Regions from separate parts of the Homo sapiens genome. Here regions 1, 2 and 4 are each linked to region 3. The links are chromatin contacts, found by Hi-C or POLR2A ChIA-PET in ENCODE. All regions are on one chromosome and are shown on one strand. Each heading gives the region's core, a stretch centred on a gene start or an enhancer-like site at or near the end of the contact. The rest is flanking DNA. Distances are from core to core; before and after follow the strand shown.

What was found. A loop is a pair of places that touch in the nucleus more often than their neighbours do. ChIA-PET counts read pairs that join two places held with the same protein, here RNA polymerase II (POLR2A). Pooled maps may share reads with other maps.
Region 1: a map of CD14-positive monocyte shows a loop between it and region 3 (9-fold over the local background). The contact joins the promoter of TOMM7 here to the promoter of CYCS in region 3. A Hi-C loop is called at or near these places in 1 of 168 maps with a recorded cell type or tissue (CD14-positive monocyte), 1 of 37 single-sample maps with no recorded cell type and 8 of 50 pooled maps. POLR2A ChIA-PET finds 5 or more read pairs at or near these places in 1 of 52 experiments (BJ).
Region 2: a loop to region 3 is called in a map of CD8-positive, alpha-beta T cell, with 11 times the contacts of the local background. The contact joins the promoter of TAX1BP1-AS1 here to the promoter of CYCS in region 3. A Hi-C loop is called at or near these places in 2 of 168 maps with a recorded cell type or tissue (CD8-positive, alpha-beta T cell and naive thymus-derived CD4-positive, alpha-beta T cell) and 10 of 50 pooled maps. POLR2A ChIA-PET finds 5 or more read pairs at or near these places in 1 of 52 experiments (MCF 10A).
Region 4: a pooled map shows a loop between it and region 3 (4-fold over the local background). The contact joins the promoter of RAPGEF5 here to the promoter of CYCS in region 3. A Hi-C loop is called at or near these places in 1 of 37 single-sample maps with no recorded cell type and 1 of 50 pooled maps. POLR2A ChIA-PET finds 5 or more read pairs at or near these places in 1 of 52 experiments (A673).

Annotation. Positions count from the first base shown.
Region 1 is chr7:22,820,175-22,824,512 of GRCh38, reverse strand. TOMM7 (translocase of outer mitochondrial membrane 7) reads left to right here and starts at 1,664. Exons shown (of 3, transcript NM_019059.5): 1 at 1,664-1,836. The coding sequence starts at 1,734. LOC112267993 (a long non-coding RNA gene) reads right to left here and starts at 1,556. Exons shown (of 3, transcript XR_002956543.2): 1 at 814-1,556. RefSeq lists enhancers at 1,434-1,643, 1,674-1,753, 1,423-2,183.
Region 2 is chr7:27,738,307-27,742,717 of GRCh38, reverse strand. It overlaps TAX1BP1-AS1 (TAX1BP1 antisense RNA 1), which reads left to right and starts at 2,043. Exons shown (of 2, transcript NR_187572.1): 1 at 2,043-2,702. It overlaps TAX1BP1 (Tax1 binding protein 1), which reads right to left and starts at 2,556. Exons shown (of 17, transcript NM_006024.7): 1 at 2,449-2,556. RefSeq lists enhancers at 895-1,758, 2,273-2,542, 1,759-2,621 and a silencer at 1,873-2,105.
Region 3 is chr7:25,124,010-25,128,457 of GRCh38, reverse strand. It overlaps CYCS (cytochrome c, somatic), which reads left to right and starts at 3,198. Exons shown (of 3, transcript NM_018947.6): 1 at 3,198-3,258; 2 at 4,331-4,448. The coding sequence starts at 4,339. It also overlaps a transcript of SPMIP4 not described here. RefSeq lists enhancers at 2,788-3,037, 3,185-3,728, 3,729-4,273.
Region 4 is chr7:22,355,883-22,360,667 of GRCh38, reverse strand. It overlaps RAPGEF5 (Rap guanine nucleotide exchange factor 5), which reads left to right and starts at 3,514. Exons shown (of 26, transcript NM_012294.5): 1 at 3,514-3,838. The coding sequence starts at 3,608. RefSeq lists silencers at 3,369-3,758, 3,819-4,048 and an enhancer at 4,169-4,238.

The DNA of each region.
Region 1 (4,338 bases), core at 415-2,914, 2.3 Mb after region 3:
TACAGGCTAACAGATTAGCGAAAAGATTAGACATTATGGTTTAGGAGTCATGCAGCTGGAGGCTACAAGATTCTGACCCTCCCCAAATTGCTCCTGGGGATAACAACTCTATTGTAAAGCCTAACATCAGTGTTTGAGATATTTTGCAGACCCTGCAAAATGGATCAGCTGGAACCACCCAGATAGGTAAACTGGCTCATCTGATCTTGTGGTCCCAACCCAGGAACTAAGATTCTGACCCTTCCCAAATTGCTCCTGGGAATAACACTATTGTAAAGCCTAACATCAGTGCTTGAGATACTTTGCAGAGCCTGCAAAATGGATCAGCTGGCACCACCCAGATCGGCAAACTGGCTCATCTGATCTTGTGGCCCCGACCCAGGAACTGAGGCAGTACAAGACAGCTTCCACTCCCTGTGATTTCATCTCTGACCCAACCAATCAGCACTTCCGACTTACTGGCTGTCTCCCCACGCACCAAATTGTCCTTAAAAACTCTGATCCCCGAATGCTATGGGATACTGATTTGAGTAATAATAAAACTCTGGTCTCCTGCACAGCCAGCTCTGCGTGAATTACTCTTTATTGTAATTCCCCAGTGTTGATCAATCGGCTCTGTCCAGGCAGCGGGCAAAGTGAACCCTTTGGGAGCTTACAGCAAGTGACCCAATCACAGCTCACTGCAGCATCAAACTCAAGTGGTCCTCCCGCCTCAGCCTCCCAAATAGCCAGAATTACAGGCGCAAGCCACAGAGGTCAGCAAGGGGAAATTTTTAGGAGCACAGACATTGGGCACAGAAAACGACTACGTACCTTCAGAATGAGGCAGGAAAGTCTTAAAAGTCAAAGTCTTAGAAATGTCTTACAGCCTTAAAAATCAATTAAGTCTTAGACCTGGGGGGGTCAAATCTCAAATACGACAGCAGCCAGAAATTTATTACATCAGAGGTTGGGAATCACTTGGGAAACTTCAAAGGCAGATCAATGGCCAGTTCCCAGCCCCAAACTCTTTAGAATTTCTAGGAGTAGGTCTCCAGCGTGAGTATGGTTTTACCTCTCCTAAAGTGATTCTAATGTGCAGCCAGGGTTGAGAACCACTGCCATTCTAAACCAATGAGGGCAAGATGGCCAAACAGAAGTGTCATTTCCTATTTAGTCTCCTTGATTGTTGCAATGGAATTCCTCAGCTTCAAAAGTCCAGAATTTCATGTGAGATTTCCAAATTCTAAAATGTTGGCAAGTAATTAAAAGAAATTTTTTTAAAAAAGATTGGGATCAAAGAAAACATGGATTCGGGCCCTACTGAGTGTCACTTCGTAACCTTTTTGCAGTTCAACCTCAGGTTTGAACAACCTGATTCTGAGAAGTTAAATAATTTGTCCACGGTTACACAGCCAGTAGGAATAAGAGTTAGGACTAAAACCCAGTCCCTCTGAATTTAATTAATGTTCCTTCCATGAGAAGGAAGGAACACCTGAAGATGCGTTTTAAAAATGGGTAACAGAAACGCGAAGTTACCGCCAGCCATGATCGCAACCACGCATGCGCCTACTACTGCCGGCGAGGCGGAAGAGCAGGGAAGGTTAAAGGCGATGAATTACGACCTCTGCTGGCGACGCTCACGACTCCTGCCGTAAAGGCCGTGTGTGGCGCCTGCGCACCTCCTTTCCCTTTCGGATTCCCGACGCTGTGGTTGCTGTAAGGGGTCCTCCCTGCGCCACACGGCCGTCGCCATGGTGAAGCTGAGCAAAGAGGCCAAGCAGAGACTACAGCAGCTCTTCAAGGGGAGCCAGTTTGCCATTCGCTGGGGCTTTATCCCTCTTGTGATTTACCTGGGTCAGTGGGAGAAGAACCGGGAAAGTGACTGGAGGGAAGAGGGTGGCGGAGACAGCAGCCCCATTTTTGGCCGTCGGGGGAGGGAGAGAAAAATAGGGGACACTGCCGTGCACGGCCCCTGAGGCTGTCTGGTCAAGTGGGGCCGATCTAACCTGAGTTCGAGTTCCCGTTCTATCGCTTTATAGTTGCATGGTCTTTAAGCAGTCTTGCAATCCCTCCTTTTCTATTTTTGCATCCTTAAAGTGGAGGTCATATTTCTCGGGATTGTAGGGAGGGTTGGATGACCCCAGTGGATGTGAAAGTCACTAATTCACTCTCTAGCACTAGGTGGTTCTCGGGGTGTTTTTCCTCACCGCTCCATGTGGTCCTAAGTGGAAAGAGTCCTGTTCAGGGAATCGAGACACCTCGTGAAAGTACCACTGCCATGAAAGCATGATTATAATAATAGTCGTTGGATGCCTCTGCTTTCTTACCTGTACGATGAAGGGTTTGGATGATTTCTATTACTGCCCCCATTTTACAGGTGAGGAAACAGCCGTAGAGAAACTTTTTTGCCAAGGTCGCACAGCTATGCTGACTGAGGGAGTTAGGGGCTCAGGCAGTGGGGCATCAGAGCCCATAGTCTTAACCATTATAGCGCACTTAAAGGATTTGGGGTTTTTTTGGTTTTTGTTTTTAAGACAGAGTCTCGCTCTGTCACCCAGACTGGAGTGCAGTGGCGCTATCCCGGCTCATTGCAACCTTCCCCTCCTGTGCTCTAGCGATCCTTCCACCTCAGTCTCCCAAGTAGCTGGGACTACAGGCTGGTGCCAACAGGCTCGGTCACTTACTGCAAGGATTTGTTAATATTTTTCAGTTAGGGTTGCAGACTGGGACCTATTCTGTAGTTTTTTCTTTTCTTTTCTGTCTTTTTTTTTCCTTTTTTCCTTTTTGAGACAGTCGCTGTGTGCCCAGGCTGGAGTGTAGTGGCGCGATCTCTGCCCACCGCAATCTCTGCCTCTCGGGATCAAGCGATCCTTCCCCCTTAGCCTCCCGAGTAGCTGTGATTACAGACTTGCAGCCACCGCTCGCGGCTAATGTTTATATTTTTAGTAGAGACGGGGTTTTGCTTATGTGGGCCAGGCTGGCCTCAAACTCCTGGCCTCAAGTTAGCTACCTCCCCTCCAGCCGGCCTCCGCCCCGCGCGCGGCCTCCCAAAGTGCTGGGATTACAAGTGTGAATCACCGCGGCCAGGCTGTAGTTTTTTCTTTTTCTTTTTTTTTTTTTTTTTTGAGACGGGGTCTGCCTCGCCCAGGCTGGAGTGCAGTGGCGCGATCTCAGCTCACTGCAAGCTCCGCCTCCCGGGTTCTCGCCATTCTCCTGCCTCAGCCTCCCGCACAGCTGGGACTACAGCGCCCGCCACCATGCCGGGCTAATATTTTGTATTTTTACTAGAAACGGGGTTTCACCGTGTTAGCCAGGATGGTCTCGATCTCCTGACCTCGTGATCCGCCCGCCTCGGCCTCCCAAAGTGCTGGGATTACAGGCGTGAGCCACCGTGCCTGGCCAAGTTTTTTCTTTTTAATTTTACTGCCCCACTCAGGCAGTTCGGTGAAAGGGAAAGAGCAGGTTTTTCATCCCAGCTGTGTCAGTTTGAGCATATAGTTTGACAATTGTAAAACTCAGTTTCACATTTTAAAATGCTATGGTTTTAACAAGGTGCTGCTTCCTATTTAATTTAGGTGTCATGCATTGTATAAGATAAAGTACACTCTGACTAAGCAGCTGTGGTTTCTATTTCTCCATGAGTTGCAAGCCAACTGATAACCTGGGATTATAGAACTTAAAAAGACGTTTTTCTCCCTTATTCTGGGTGCAATTTTTTAAAAAAACATTACTTTTCTAGATTTTAGTGACTTTGTATGGGTACCAAGGATTAGAGTAAATATGACAGTTGGTGTTGTCCCCACTATTCTTGCAGCACCTCCCCCCACACCCACTTCTTTCACTTACTGATAGAAGGGCCTACTCTGGCTGGTCAAACACTGGGACTAGCTCCCCTTTTAGCTAAGAGAGGTGTGGAAGCTTGATTCTTCCCCTTCTTTGTGCCACCTTTTTTCACTGCGTGTACGAGGTCCTATTTTAGCGTGCTCTTGCTTTTTGTGTCCCTTTGGTTTTTTGCTTCTCTGTAAGTCTTTTCATCTACTGTTCCCTCCTCCTCCCTGTTTTGAGATTCCGTTTCTATTGCTAGAAAGCTGTAGCTGGTTGCTGCAATCTGCATGCCAGGGGCTTCGTGTAAGAGTGGATAATGCATTCCTTTTCCATACTAGAGTTTATCTTTCATTTTATGCACACTGGCTATATTCCCTTCCTAGGACTACCGTTACGGTGATTTTCACCCCAACATTCAATTCAAGTTATATGAGATTGGTGTTAAGGTTGTCTTTCCAGTACTTGTCTATCATTGTCTTTTCCTTTATACTGTATATTTAATTTTATGTCTAAACCAGTTCCCATGTTGAA
Region 2 (4,411 bases), core at 794-3,293, 2.6 Mb before region 3:
GAGGCAGGCGGATCAAGAGGTCAGGAGTTCGACACTAGCCTGACCAACATGGAGAAACCTCGTCTCTACTAAAAATACAAAAATTTGCCGGGTATGTGTGGGGAAAAGCAAGAGAGATCAGACTGTTACTGTGTCTGTGTAGAAAGAAGTAGACATAGGAGACTCCATTTTGTTCTGTACTAAGAAAAATTATTCTGCCTTGAGATTCTGTTAATCTATGACCTTACCACCAACCCCGTGCTCTCTGAAACATGTGCTGTGTCAAACTCACGGTTAAACGGATTAAGGGTTGTGCAAGATGTGCTCTGTTAAACAGATGCTTGAAGGCAGCATGCTCCTTAAGAGTCATCACCACTCCCTAATCTCAAGTACCCAGGGACACAAAAACTGTGGAAGCCTGCAGGGACCTCTGCCTAGGAAAGCCAGGTATTGTCCAAGGTTTCTCCCCATGTGATAGTCTGAAATATGGCCTCGTGGGAAGGGAAAGACCTGACCATCCCCCAGCCCGACATCCGTAAAGGGTCTGTGCTGAGGAGGATTAGTATAAGAGGAAGGCATGCCTCTTGCAGTTGAGACAAGAGGAAGGCATCTGTCTCCTGCCCGTCCCTGGGCATGGAATGTCTCAGTATAAAACCCGATTGTACGTTCCATCTACTGAGATAGGGAAAAACCGCCTTAGGGCTGGAGGTGGGACATGTGGGCAGCAATACTGCTTTGTAAAGCATTGAGATGTTTATGTGTATGCATATCTAAAAGCACAGCACTTGATTCTTTACCTTGTCTATGATGCAAAGACCTTTGTTCACGTGTTTGTCTGCTGACCCTCTCCCCACTATTGTCTTGTGACCCTGACATAGCCCCCTCTCGGAGAAACACCCACAAATGATCAATAAATACTAAGGGAACTCAGAGGCTGGCGGGATCCTCCATATGCTGAACGCTGGTTCCCCGGATCCCCTTATTTCTTTCTCTGTACTTTGTGTCTTTTTCTTTTCCAAGTCTCTCATTCCACCTAACGAGAAACACCCACAGGTGTGGAGGGGCAACCCACCCCTTCAGTGTGGTGGTGCGCGCCTGTAATCCCAGGTACTCAGGAGGCTGAGGCAGGAGAATCGCTTGAACCTGGGAGGCGGAGGTTGCAATGAGCCGCGATCGCGCCACTGCACTCCAGCCTGGGAGACAGAGCAAGACTCCATCTCAAGGAAAAAAAAAAAAAAAGAACGTGATGACTAGAAAACAAAAACTACAATGTTCTTTGAAGTTGAACAATCAGTTTGAAAAATAAATAAAACCTTATTAGAAGTCGGCATCATCAAACAATCCTTCAAGTTTACCCTTGAAAGGAACAGAACGAAAGAGAAAGGCTGTCCTAAGCTCCTTCCCTAAACCCGAAAAGCACTTTGAGGACGATCGACCCACTTTTAGTTTCTATTCAAATGATCTCTTTAAATCCTTTAGGAATTGAGCACCAAACTTGTAACTATTAATTGTTCGTGCACAGCTCGTAGAAATTTTAACATTAGCAGAATGCAGACAGCTGAAAAATCAAGATTTATTTTCCCATCTAAAGCCTAACATAATAGCAATTCATAACCACTGTGTGAAACCGGAAATCTAACACTGTGTATGTCTAAAGTCAAATGCCAGTGTTTTCTAACAAAACTTTTACCAATAAGGTGTGTACACACACCCACACAGACGCACGCTAAGCTCAATTTTTTACTAATAAGGTGTACGCGCGCGCGCGCACGCTAAACTCTAGCCACAGATTCCCTAAGCCAGGAGTGCAAGTCGGTCGGGACTAGTCCACACCTTGCGAACGGGGCGGGGTGGGGAATGGATTCCAGGTGAAGCAGGCCATCAGCCAGAACCGCCAACTCCGCCCGCGGCCCTCAAAAGTAGGCGGCGCAGGGAGTCTCCGCCCCCTTCGCCACCGGCGACTCAAACCAAAACAGCTGGGTTTCTCTCCGCAAAGGCAAACCCCAGCGTCCTTCTCGGACGCGACCTACGTGTTTTCTCAGCTTACTGCGCCGGTAAAACCCACACTGCCCTCAAAACAGTCACCCCAGAGTTTAGCCTTGGACACCAGAAGCTTTTCCTTCGGGGGTCGCCAGCGTCACTCGTCCCCAGCCAAAGGGCCCCCGTCCCACACGCCTCCCCCAAATCGCGAAGGCCTGTCCCACGGGCCTCCCACCGCGTGGGGCGGCCACCCGTTGCCATTCCAAAACTCCACAGCTGATCCGAGTCGCCCACACCCCCGTCACAATCGCAGTCTGGAAAGGAAGGTTTGTCTTCGGGAAGGAAAGCCTCGTCACCACAGAGACCTCTCCCGAGACCGGCCAGGCCCCTACAGTACAGGGGCTGAAGGGTGTAGCACGAGCCCTAAAAGAGATGCAGCTGGAGGCCGCCCCGCACAAGGCGCTGGGGTGGACCGGGGAGGCGCCTTACCCAGTGGAAAGACTCCCGGATCAAGGGAGAAAGTTACGCAGGCTTCCGATCCTGATCCGCCATCAGCCGCCGAACCTCTTCCGCCACTACCGCCTACCCCCAAAGACCGGCTACACCTCCCCTCCCAGCCGACAGTAGGCCTTGCGTCACTTCCGCCCACGGGGCGGTCTCTTCCGCCTCCTGCCTGGTTCGCCGCTCCCCTCCGCGACGACACGCCCCCAGCCCACTCCGCCGCGGGACGCCTCATCCCGCGGGTAGGCTGGCTCTCTCCTTACTTCGTCCTTGCTATTTTCGTTCAACTTAATCGCAGCAAAACAATGCGTCTGGATTTACATTCTGATTTTATGTTATTATTTTGACATACGAAAGGGGGAAACACACAGGAGGTTTAAGTAACTCACCAGCGATGTGGAAAGGGCAGCTCAGAGGTCCATGGACAGTACCGTATCCCTGTCTGCGTCTCAGTCGGCCTAAACTAGCCCACTCATTTTATAGATAAGGAAATAGCCAGAGAAGCAAGGGAGTGACCACACGGCTAGGGCTGCAAACCCCTGAGCACCAAGACTGTCTCTGAACTCCTGGCCCAGTCGTGTGCTTTTTTGGCTATGAAGTTTTGTTCACTGAAAGCTCCTAGGAGCTTTTCAGTTCTAATGCCCTCTGATTCTATTTGCTCTCGCTCCAGCAGAGGCCTCTTTTCTAGCCGCATTTCTGTGAGTTACCTGCTTTTGTTATCCGTATCATTTTCCGTGTGTGAATTTTCTCCCGCGTTCTGTTATTTCTAAAATCACTTTTGCTTGTTGTATATGTTGCCTTCCTATATTGGACATTCAGTTTGAATCGTAACTCCACAGAAGCAAATGTGTCCCATTCGAATTCATCATAGTCTTCTGTTGCCGTAAAACCCTGACAAACCTTGCAATAGCACCAGAAAGGATATGTAAATTAGATCGCATTAAATGTTGAAGCACATTCTAAATACAGAACATTCAAAATTATCTTTCATATACTTTCATCTTTACTTCCAGTTATTTCAGAAGACATTAGCTTTGATAACATAGGTTCTCAATATTTACAGACTGATTTGTTTCCTGTGTATTGACATTTTTGAACTTGGTCTTGTGCTGGGTATTATACTTGATCATAGAATTTCAGAAGAACCTTAATAGGCCATTTAGTCCCAGTCTCCTTATTTTATGGATGAAGAAAACGGTGTGAATAATCAACATAAGTTATCACTTGCGTTACTGGTAGCAACCTTCTGGTAGTAGAAATAACTGTGTCCCTTAAGAAATGTAAACATAGCAGTGAATTTTATAAGCACAATTTGTCAGAGATGTCACTCTTTGTTTAAATCACATTCCTATTTATATGTAATACATTTTTAATTACCACTAATTTTCAGTTAATGAAATCAGAAAAACAGTATGCTTAATAAAAACCATAATTGAAAGACTTTTTTTTTTGCCCTGAGAGGGACGGAGTTTCGCTCTTGTTGCTCAGGCTGCAGTACAGTGGCGCGATCTCGGCTCACTGCAACCTCCGCCTCCCGGGTTCAAGCAATTCTCCTGCCTCAGCCTCCCAAGTAGCTGGGATTACAGGAGCCAGCCACCACGCCTGGCTAATTTTTGTATTTTTAGTAGAGAGGAGGTTTCGCCGTGTTGGTCAGGCTGGTCTCAAAGGACATTTTCACAGGTATTTTTACTTTGTTATTTTTAATTATTTCTTGAATTTTTAGACCTTATTTTCCCCAGGAAGGTATTTGTTCTGGAATTTTAGCTTGCTTCATTCATTTTAATAATGATCCTTTAATTTTTAGACCAAGTTTTTCCCACCAAGATAAATAGATACCCTCTTAGTATTTAATTGAATTTCTGGGTTTTGGGGGAGTAGGGTTTGGGTTTTTTGTTTGTTTGTTTTTTGAGACAGAGTCTCGCTCTGTCACCTAGGGTGTAGTGCAGTGGCA
Region 3 (4,448 bases), core at 1,949-4,448:
TTGATGCTTGAGGAAAGAGGAGGGAAGAGTGAGAATAACTTTATCTTGTGGTTTGGGTGCCAGGTCAGCCACAGTGGAATAGAGTACCAGGTAGATTCCTAAGGTTCCCGACCCCAAGCCCTGGCTTCCAGACAGCATCTCTGGACCTACTTGAAGATGGAGAGAACTTGTTGCCCTGATAGGAAGGACACAAGGCTGGCTGAATTCACCAGCTTCTGAATGCAGGCCTTGAGGAAACATAAGCTACTGTAGCTAGACAGTGGTCACTGCAAGCCTTGGACCAGACCCAGTGCTATGTTGGCATCAGGTCTCTCCTAGCACAGTCACAGTGGAGGCAGCCACAAGGGTGCTTGTGTCACCTCTCCCCTAGCTCCAGACAGCTCAGTGCAGAGACTCCATTTGTTTGGGTGAAAGTAAGATAAGAGAACAGAGTCTCTGCCTGGTAATCCAGGTAATTCTCCTGGATCTTACCCAAGACCACAAATGTCATACCCCTACAAGTCTGCAAAAGCTATAGTTTTACTGAGCTTCGGATGGCCCCTAATGCAGATATAGCTGCAGTGACCAAAGACTTAGATCACAACACCCAAGTCCCTTCAAATACTTGGAAAGCCATCCCAAGAAGGGTGGATACAAAAAAATAAAAAGCCCAGACTGTGAAGACAATAATAAATACCTAACTCTTCAGTGCCCAGACACCAACAAAAATCCACAAGCATCAAGACCACCCTGGTAAACACGACCTCACCAAACAAACTAATGAAGGCACAAGTGACCAATTCCAGAGAGAAAGAGATATGTGACTTTTCAAACAGAGAATTCAAAATAGCTGTGTTGAGGAAGCTCAACAAAATTCAAGATAACACAGAGAAGAAATTCAGAATTCTACAAGATAAATTTAACAGAGATTAAAACAATTAAAAAGAATCTAGCAGAAATTCTGAAGCTGAAAAATCCAATTAACGTACTAAAAAATGCAGTCCCTTACAGGCAGAATTGATCAAACAGAAGGAAGAATTAGTGAGCTTGAAGATGGGCTATTTGAAAATACACACTCAGAAGAGACAAAAGAAAAAAGAATAAAAATGAATGAGGTACACCTATAAGATCTAGAAACTGGCTTCAAAGGGCAAATCTAAGAGTTACTGGCCATAAAGAGGAGCTAGAGAGAGAGATCAGGGTAGAAAGTTTATTCAGCGAGATAATGACAGAGAACTTCCCAAACCTAGAGAAAGATATCAATATTCAAGTACAAGAAGGTTATAAAACACCAAGCAGATTTAACCCAACGAAGACACCCCAAAACATTTAATAATCAAACTCCCAAAGATCCAGGATAAAGAAAGAATCCTAAAAGCAAGCAAGAGAAAAGAAACAAATAACATAAAAAGGAGTTCTAATAAGTCTGGCAGCAAACTTATCAGTGGAACTTTACAGGCCGGGAGGGAGTGGCATTACATATTTAAAGTGCTGAGGGAAAAAACTTTTATCCTAGAATAGTACATCCAGTGAAAATATCCTTCAGATGTGAGGGAGAAATAAAGACTTTCCCAGGCAAACAGAAGCTGAGGGATTTCATCAACACCAGACCTGTCCTACAAGAAATGCTAAAGGGAGTTCCTCAGTCTGAAAGAAAAGGACATTCGTAAGCAATAAGAAACCACCTGAAGGTACAAAACTCACTACTAATAGTAAGTACACAGAAAAACACACAATATTATAATACTGTAATTGTGTGTAAACTGTTCATATCTTGAGTAGAAAGACTTAGAGATTAACCTAACTTATCAAAAATAATAGCTATAACAACTTTTCAAGACATAGTATAATAATATATAAATAGAAACAAGAAAAAGTTTTAAAAGTGGGGAGAGTGAAGTTAAAGTGCAGAGTTTTTCTTAGTTTTCTCTTTGATTTTTGTTTATGCAATCAATGTTATGTTGTCATCAGTTTAAAACAATGGGTTATAAAATATTATTTGCCCTGGGCGTGGTGGCTCACACCTGTAATCCCAGCACTTTGGGAGGCCGATGCGGGTGAATCACCTGAGGTCAGGAGTTCGAGACCAGCCTGACCAAATAGTGAAACCCCATCTCTACTAAAAATACAAAAATTAGCTGGGCGTGGTGGTTTGCTCCCGTAGTCCCAGCTACTTGGGGGGCTGAGACATTAAATGGCGCCACTGAAGAAGAATGAATAAGGTCTAGTAATACAACAGGGTGACTACACTCAACAATAATTTATTGTACATTAAACAAACTAAAAGTATAATTGGATTGCTTGTAACAGAAAAAAAGGATAAATGCTTGAGGTGATGGATAGACCGTTTACCCTGATGTGATTATTATACATTGTATGCCTGTATCAAAATATCTCATGTACCTCTTAAGTATATATATATATTTACCTACTTCGTACTCATAAAAATTTTAAAAGGTACATAAATGTTATCATTGCATCCTCTTAATTTTATTTTTCAGTTCCAGAGGGATAATCCTGTCTCTGCCGCAAATGCAGCACCTTCCTCAGTCTTGGGGCGTCCATCAAGCGGAGAGCTGGAATGTGACTGAAAGTAACAGAGTATAGGTGGAACTAGAACAAGGTCACGAGCTGGTGCCCAACTCGTGTAACTCCTGGTTCCAGGCTGTCCCTCTAGGATGCTGTTGGCGCCAGCCGTGGTAGTAGGACAGAGTCTGGGTAAAGGTCGCCTGCTGACAAGATGGTAGCTAGGAGACCTCTAGGTGCGCCAAAATTAGGGCGTCTTTTCCTGGACCGGCAAAACGCCCTGCTCAAAGCTCATTACATCACCACGCCCAAGAACTGATACTTTAGCAGGGCAACGCACCAACCAAGCGACTCCGCCCCACCCTCCCCGCTCCTCCAGCACACGCAAGCGCACAGAGGCCCGCGAGTGACGTCACCTCTCCCGACACCACCTCGTTGTCGTACGACCAAAGGCCTGTCGTAACGGCCGGGAAAAGCCTCGAGAAGAAGGGCACGCACGCCGTACACCCTAACATGCTCGCCAGCATGCGCGCGCAGGTCCTTGGCGCAGGCATTGGGACTGGAGCCAATGAGGTGCGGCGACGTTACTGCGTAGCCGCCAGCTCGGCCGCACGTCAGGGCGCGGGAGCGCGGAGCGAGTTTGGTTGCACTTACACCGGTACTTAAGCGCGGACCGGCGTGTCCTTGGACTTAGAGAGTGGGGACGTCCGGCTTCGGAGCGGGAGTGTTCGTTGTGCCAGCGACTAAAAAGAGGTGAGAGCGGGTCGCGGAGGCCGCACCTGGTTAGAGGCAGAGCTGTGGGAGGCGCGCACTTGCGAGCGACCGAAACCCAAGCGGGGAGCATTCGAGTGGAGCCCGCGCTGGGTGGGAGGGCGGGGAGTGAAGACCCTGGACTGTGGTCAGACCGAGCTGGGCGAGTAACGGCTTGAGGTGCGGCGGAGCCCTAACTAGGGACAGGTATGGTCTCGGTCAGGGACTGGAGGCGGCTTGGATACAGATCCGAGGAGGAGGCGGCCTCTTCCGTAGTGGTTGCTGAAGGGCTATGGAAATGATAGGCAAGACTTCCCTCCTGGAAAGCCGAAGCTTAGAGCTTCACGTTCTTCTTCAGAGGGCAAAAGCTGTTGCTCTTCTAATAAGGGGCCAGTTCTTTTCGTGGGCACATGTTTCTTCCGTCAGTCGTTCTGACATCCTAGAAGGAGTTTCATCAATCACCTTGAAACCGACCTGGACGGGTGACCTCGTGGTCGCCCCAGGAGATCACAGGTAGGGGAGTTGGGATGTCCCCGGGGGACCGTGCAGCCTGCCCCTGAGCTCCCATTCACAAGTTCGAGTGTCAAGCTACTCCTGTGACCTGGGCAGATAGAAACAGCCAGGACCGCTTTTTAAACATTTGTGTGCTTTGCGTTATCCTCAGGGAGAGGTGGCTTTACATTGTAGTAAGATTAAATGGTTAGGTCTTTTTAAAAGTTGCGGTTGTGGTGATTTTGGCTTAATGTGTTCGCCCTTGAGCTTCAGATCTGTGACTTCGTGACCATGATTGTCTCTTCTGAAACTGGAGTTTGAATTAGGTTCCCTCTTTGCTTGGGCTTTAACGTTCCTTCACGTATACACACAAAAATACGTTTTTGAGGAGGTACTCCTAAAAATGTTTTTGGTATTAAAGAATATTTGGTATAAAGAGTATTAAAGCAAAACAAGATTCATTCTGGTATTTAATGACATAAATTAGCAATGGATTGGTAATTAAGTGGCTAGAGTGGTCATTCATTTACACTGTATTTGTTACCTGAGGAAAAATTTACTAAGTTGAAGCTTTCGTTTTTAGAATTAAATATGGGTGATGTTGAGAAAGGCAAGAAGATTTTTATTATGAAGTGTTCCCAGTGCCACACCGTTGAAAAGGGAGGCAAGCACAAGACTGGGCCAAATCTCCATGGTCTCTT
Region 4 (4,785 bases), core at 2,265-4,764, 2.8 Mb after region 3:
GACCATCCTGGCCAATATGGTGAAACCCCATCTCTACTAAAAATACAAAAATTAGCTGGGTGTGGTGGTGCGTGCCTGTAATCCCAGCTACTCGGGAGGCTGAGGCACGAGAATCGCTTGAACCCAGGAGGCAGAGGGTTGCAGTAAGCCAAGATCGTGCCACTGCACTTTAGCCTGGTGACAGAGCGAGACTCCATCTCAAAAAAAATTTATTATTATTATGGGTAAATCATAGCTGTACATATTTATGGGGTACATGTGATGTTTTGATACAGGCATAGAATATGTAATGAGCAAATCAGGGTAATTGGGCTATCCATCACCTGAAGCATTTATCATTTCTTTGTGTTAGGAACATTCCAATTCCACTCCTTTAGTTATTTAAAAATATACGGTAAATTATTTTTAACTATAGTCACCCTATTGTGCTACCAACAGTAGATCTTATTCATTCTAATCCATTTTTATATGATTTACATTTTTATAAGCTTTCATACTGCAAAATCAGATTTTGTATAGAAATCCAGATTAAACTGTTTGAAAAACTTAGTTCTTATATATGAAATAATTGAATTATTCAACTCATGTGTTCTAGATACTGAACAAAAGAGAAAAGAAGCCCTGTCCTTATGTCATATACATTTTAGTTGTGGGGAGGCAGACAATAGGCAAAATAAATAAAATATATAGAATATGGATGGTGGTAAGCTCTGTGGGGCATTCGGAAGGGGATGAAGAAAGGAATGGATAGGAAAGACTGCAATTTAAAATCACATGGTCATGGAAGGCCTCACTGAAATGGTGACATTTGAATTTAAAAACTGAAGACACTGACTGAGAGAAATGTGGATTTCTAGAACTGCACTATCCAACATGGTAGCCACTAGCCATATGCTGCTATCTAAATTTATATGAATTAAAATTAAACAAAGTTAAAAATTCAGTTCCTCAGTCACCCTAGCCATGTTTCAAGTGCTCAGCAGTCACATGTGGCTAGTAGCTGCAAAACAGATAACAGAAAATGTGCATCATTGTAGAAAGTTCTGTTGGACAGCATTGCAGAGGACTCTCATTCCAGACAGGGCACAGCGAGTATAAAGGTTGCTTGATTTGAGTTAAACAGTGACGTGGCTCTTCTGTGTACACATCCTACTATTCCCTGTTGTTTGCCTATTTTTATCCTGAAGCTAAATGGCATTTGTCATTTATCACCTTAACCTAAACCAATTTTCCAAAGGCCCTTCTTGAACTTTAGACGCTTGGTCTATCCCATAGAATCTAAGGAATGCTGGCCTTGCATTGAGCAACTGTGTGAATGGGTTTGAAGACCAGGAACCTGGACCAGGAGACGGAACACGTGTTCTACTTTGGAGTAGAGTAAGTTCATGGTATGATTCAATGTTGTCATTGGGGTGATGGGGCGCAAGCACCCACTAATCTGAGTGTCCTGGAGGGCTTCTAGTGGGCCAGGTGTTCACCCTTTAGTTGTATGTCATGGGGAAGTTGGAGGTATGGGGGTGAGTGGCACTCTGGGGCTCAAGACAACGACCAATTACCAACTGGAGCTGCAATATCTTAACACTGTAAAAACGGATAGAGTCTGACATGGTAACATACAAATGCAATTTCAGCCTTGGATAAATGCATGTGATAGGTATTTGGAAACTGTAATGGACTATGGAGTCCTATTATAAAGTCCTTTCCAGTTAACACACACAGCTTAAGGTGACAGGGTTTAAGGCCTTCTGCAGTGTGTTACTAGCATCCATTCTGGTATCTTCTCTTACTTCTTCATTATGTCATCTTTCCCTTCACTAGCATGACATATTTTCAGTGCCCAGTGAGTTCTGTGTGATACCACCTTTGTGTTTTTCTCATGTCTTTCTCTCTTTTTTTTTTTCTTTTTTGAGACGGAGTCTCACTCTGTCGCGCAGTGGCGCAATCTTGGCTCACTGCAAGCTCCGCCTGCCGGGTTCACGCCATTCTCCTGCCTCAGCCTCCCGAGTAGCTGGAACTACAGGCGCCCACCACCACGACCGGCTAATTTTTGTATTTTTAGTAGAGACGGGGTTTCACCTTGTTAGCCAGGATGGTCTCGATTTCCTGACCTCGTGATCCGCCCGCCTCAGCCTCCCAACGTGCTGGGATTACAGGCGTGAGCCACCGCGCCCGGCCTCATGTCTTTCTTCCTTACTTGAAGGACACCTACCCTCCTTCTGCCTGGTTGAATCTTCCCCACTCACCCTTAAGGTGCAGTTTAAACTTCCTTCCTTTCGTGGATTTAGCTTTGCCCATCCCAGGCCAGAAGCATTTCTCTCTCCTGTGGCCTGAAGTGGTCTTACCTACACTTACTTGGCAATTAGCAAGAGTACAAGTGCAATATCTTTGTTTTTCTGGATGTTTGTCTACTCCTAGGTTAAGTCTTACCTTCCTTAAGGGCAGAGGTCACAGTTCGTTCCTCCTTTTTTGTTACATGGCATGTTTTTATACATATTTGCCAAGCACCTACCATGTGAGTGGCTGAGGGCACAATGGTAAACCAACTCTGGACCCTGACCTCCTACGATTCTTGTCATTTTTTAAAAATGTGAATAAGCTTATTCAACTTTTGTAAGTCTTAGACAAAGATGGGGATCCCAGCGCCCCACTGATGAGAAGTCAACACCCTGGCTGGCCCTTGTTGAAGACAGATTGAGCTGAGATGTGAACATTCACACTCCCTGGCGTTTAAGGCACTGCTGGAATAGTTTCACTCTCAATGATCCAGAATTCCTGCCTCCTGGAAGGGTGTAAACAATGATTCACACCACGGCAGGCCTTTACAGTTCACCAAGCACATTCATCACAGCAGCGGGCTTTCAGGGAAGGTCAGGTTCTGACATGCTAACAGAGATTCACCTTCAGGTCACCAGACTTGCAGCTACTCTGCTCAACACCTATCATAACCAACAAAAGTTTTCTCCCTTCGTCCTTTAAGGATGCGTGTGCCAAGAAGGGTCGGCGCAAAGCAATTTTGCCTCATGGTGTTTGCCTTGTAGCGTGTCTATTTTGAAGTTCCTTGGCCAAAACAGTTCCCAGGAGTAAAGATTACGATGAGGGGCCAGGCTGTGCAAAACGCGCGGGAGGGCGGACGACTCTCCAGCACACTTGGTTGAAGTCCAAGTCAACCCCTGGCTATTCGAAGAAGTGAAGCAGGACTTTTCAGCCTAAGGGGTAGGGGGACAGGGACAGGACAGAAGAGCGGGTTTGCCGGAGATTCTGGGAATTCTGCACCTGTGGATGAGCCGGTGCCCAAGGTGCCCTCTTCCTCCCGGGTCCCGAGTGGGAGATCCGAGGGGGACAGGTCCCAGGCAGCTTTCGCAGGCGAAAGGGCGGGGCGGGGCGGGGCCCGCGCACCTGGGCGGGGAGGGGAGGAGAGAGGAGGGGAGGGGAGGCGCGCGGGGCTGAGCCTCGCGGGGGCCGCGGCGCGCGCCAATGGGCAGCGGCTGGCAGCGCGCCCCGCGCCCGAGCCGCAGTCGCGCCCTCTCGCTTCCTGGCGAAGGCGCGGACGGCGCGCGGAGGCGAGCGCGGTGGAGAGGAGCCCCCGGCGCCGCAGCGCCGTCAGGGCATGAGGATGGCCGTGGGCTCCGTCAAGATGCAGCCGCCGTGCGAGAGCCCGGCCCTGGCCGCCGCGGCGGCGGTGGTGGCGGCAGACGGCCCCCTGCGCCGCAGCCCCAGCGCCCGGGAGCCCGAGCGCGAGCAGCCGCCGGCGTCGCTGCGGCCGCGGCTGAGGGACCTGCCCGCGCTGCTGCGGAGCGGGCTCACGCTGCGGAGGAAGCGGAGCGCCGCTGGGGGCCGGGTGAGTGGCCCGGCCCTGTCCGAGTGGGCACGGGCGGCGCGCACGTGGAGCCCGCGCCCACCCCCCGGGCCGCTGAGGGGGGCGTCTGGAAGTTGGGGAGGTGGCGGAAGGGACGCCCTTCTGCCGGACTCGGCTGAAGAGGGGCCCGGGACGGCGGGTTTTGAGGTGCCACCCCCTGAGCGACGGCTTCCCCCGCCCCCACACCTCCCCCCCACCAGGCTGCACCTGACTTAACCCCAGGGCCCCCAGATTCAGGCTGCGGGACCGGGCATCGGCTGAAGACGAGCTGTTTGCCTCTTCTCGGAGGGGAAGCTGCAGGTGTCCAGCGTCCAACAGCCAGCCAGCCCTGTCCCAACCGCAAGCTTCAGGCCCCACGAGCGGCATCCCTGTTTGCAGGACGCATGCGACGTGTGTGCTTGTTTTGGAGGTGCTGTTGCAAGCTCTGGGCATCGAGACTGGTTTTGGTGGTCTCCACCGCCGAGGGGCAGACCCAGGAGTCGGAAGCTCTTGGGTGAGCTTCCAGTTCCTGGGTTCCGGTGTCTCCAGCACTTAATACTCCTGGACACCCTCTTGAGCAGGAGGGTGCACGCCCCCAAGAACCTTCAATATTGACTTCCTGATGGTGTGTTCAGATACGATTTCCTGGTGAAGGAGTGTCCCTCATTGAGTTCTAAGTGCATCTAATGACCTGAGCAGGTCAGGCATGTTTTGTATTTTTAAGAGAAGCAGGAAGGTCTGCTGATTGTCTCCTGGGATCTTTAAGAAGCCACCTAGGAGGCCCCGCCAGGGCCTCAGGACACAGAGCTGACTTACTCAGATTTCCCTGCTCACCAGGGTTTGGCGGCACCTTTGGTGGGTTCTACTCATCTTTTAAAAATTTATTATTAAGTGGTCTTTAATGAGAAGCTGCATCAATGTGGTTTTTCTTTCCCGTTTGGCTGTAATTT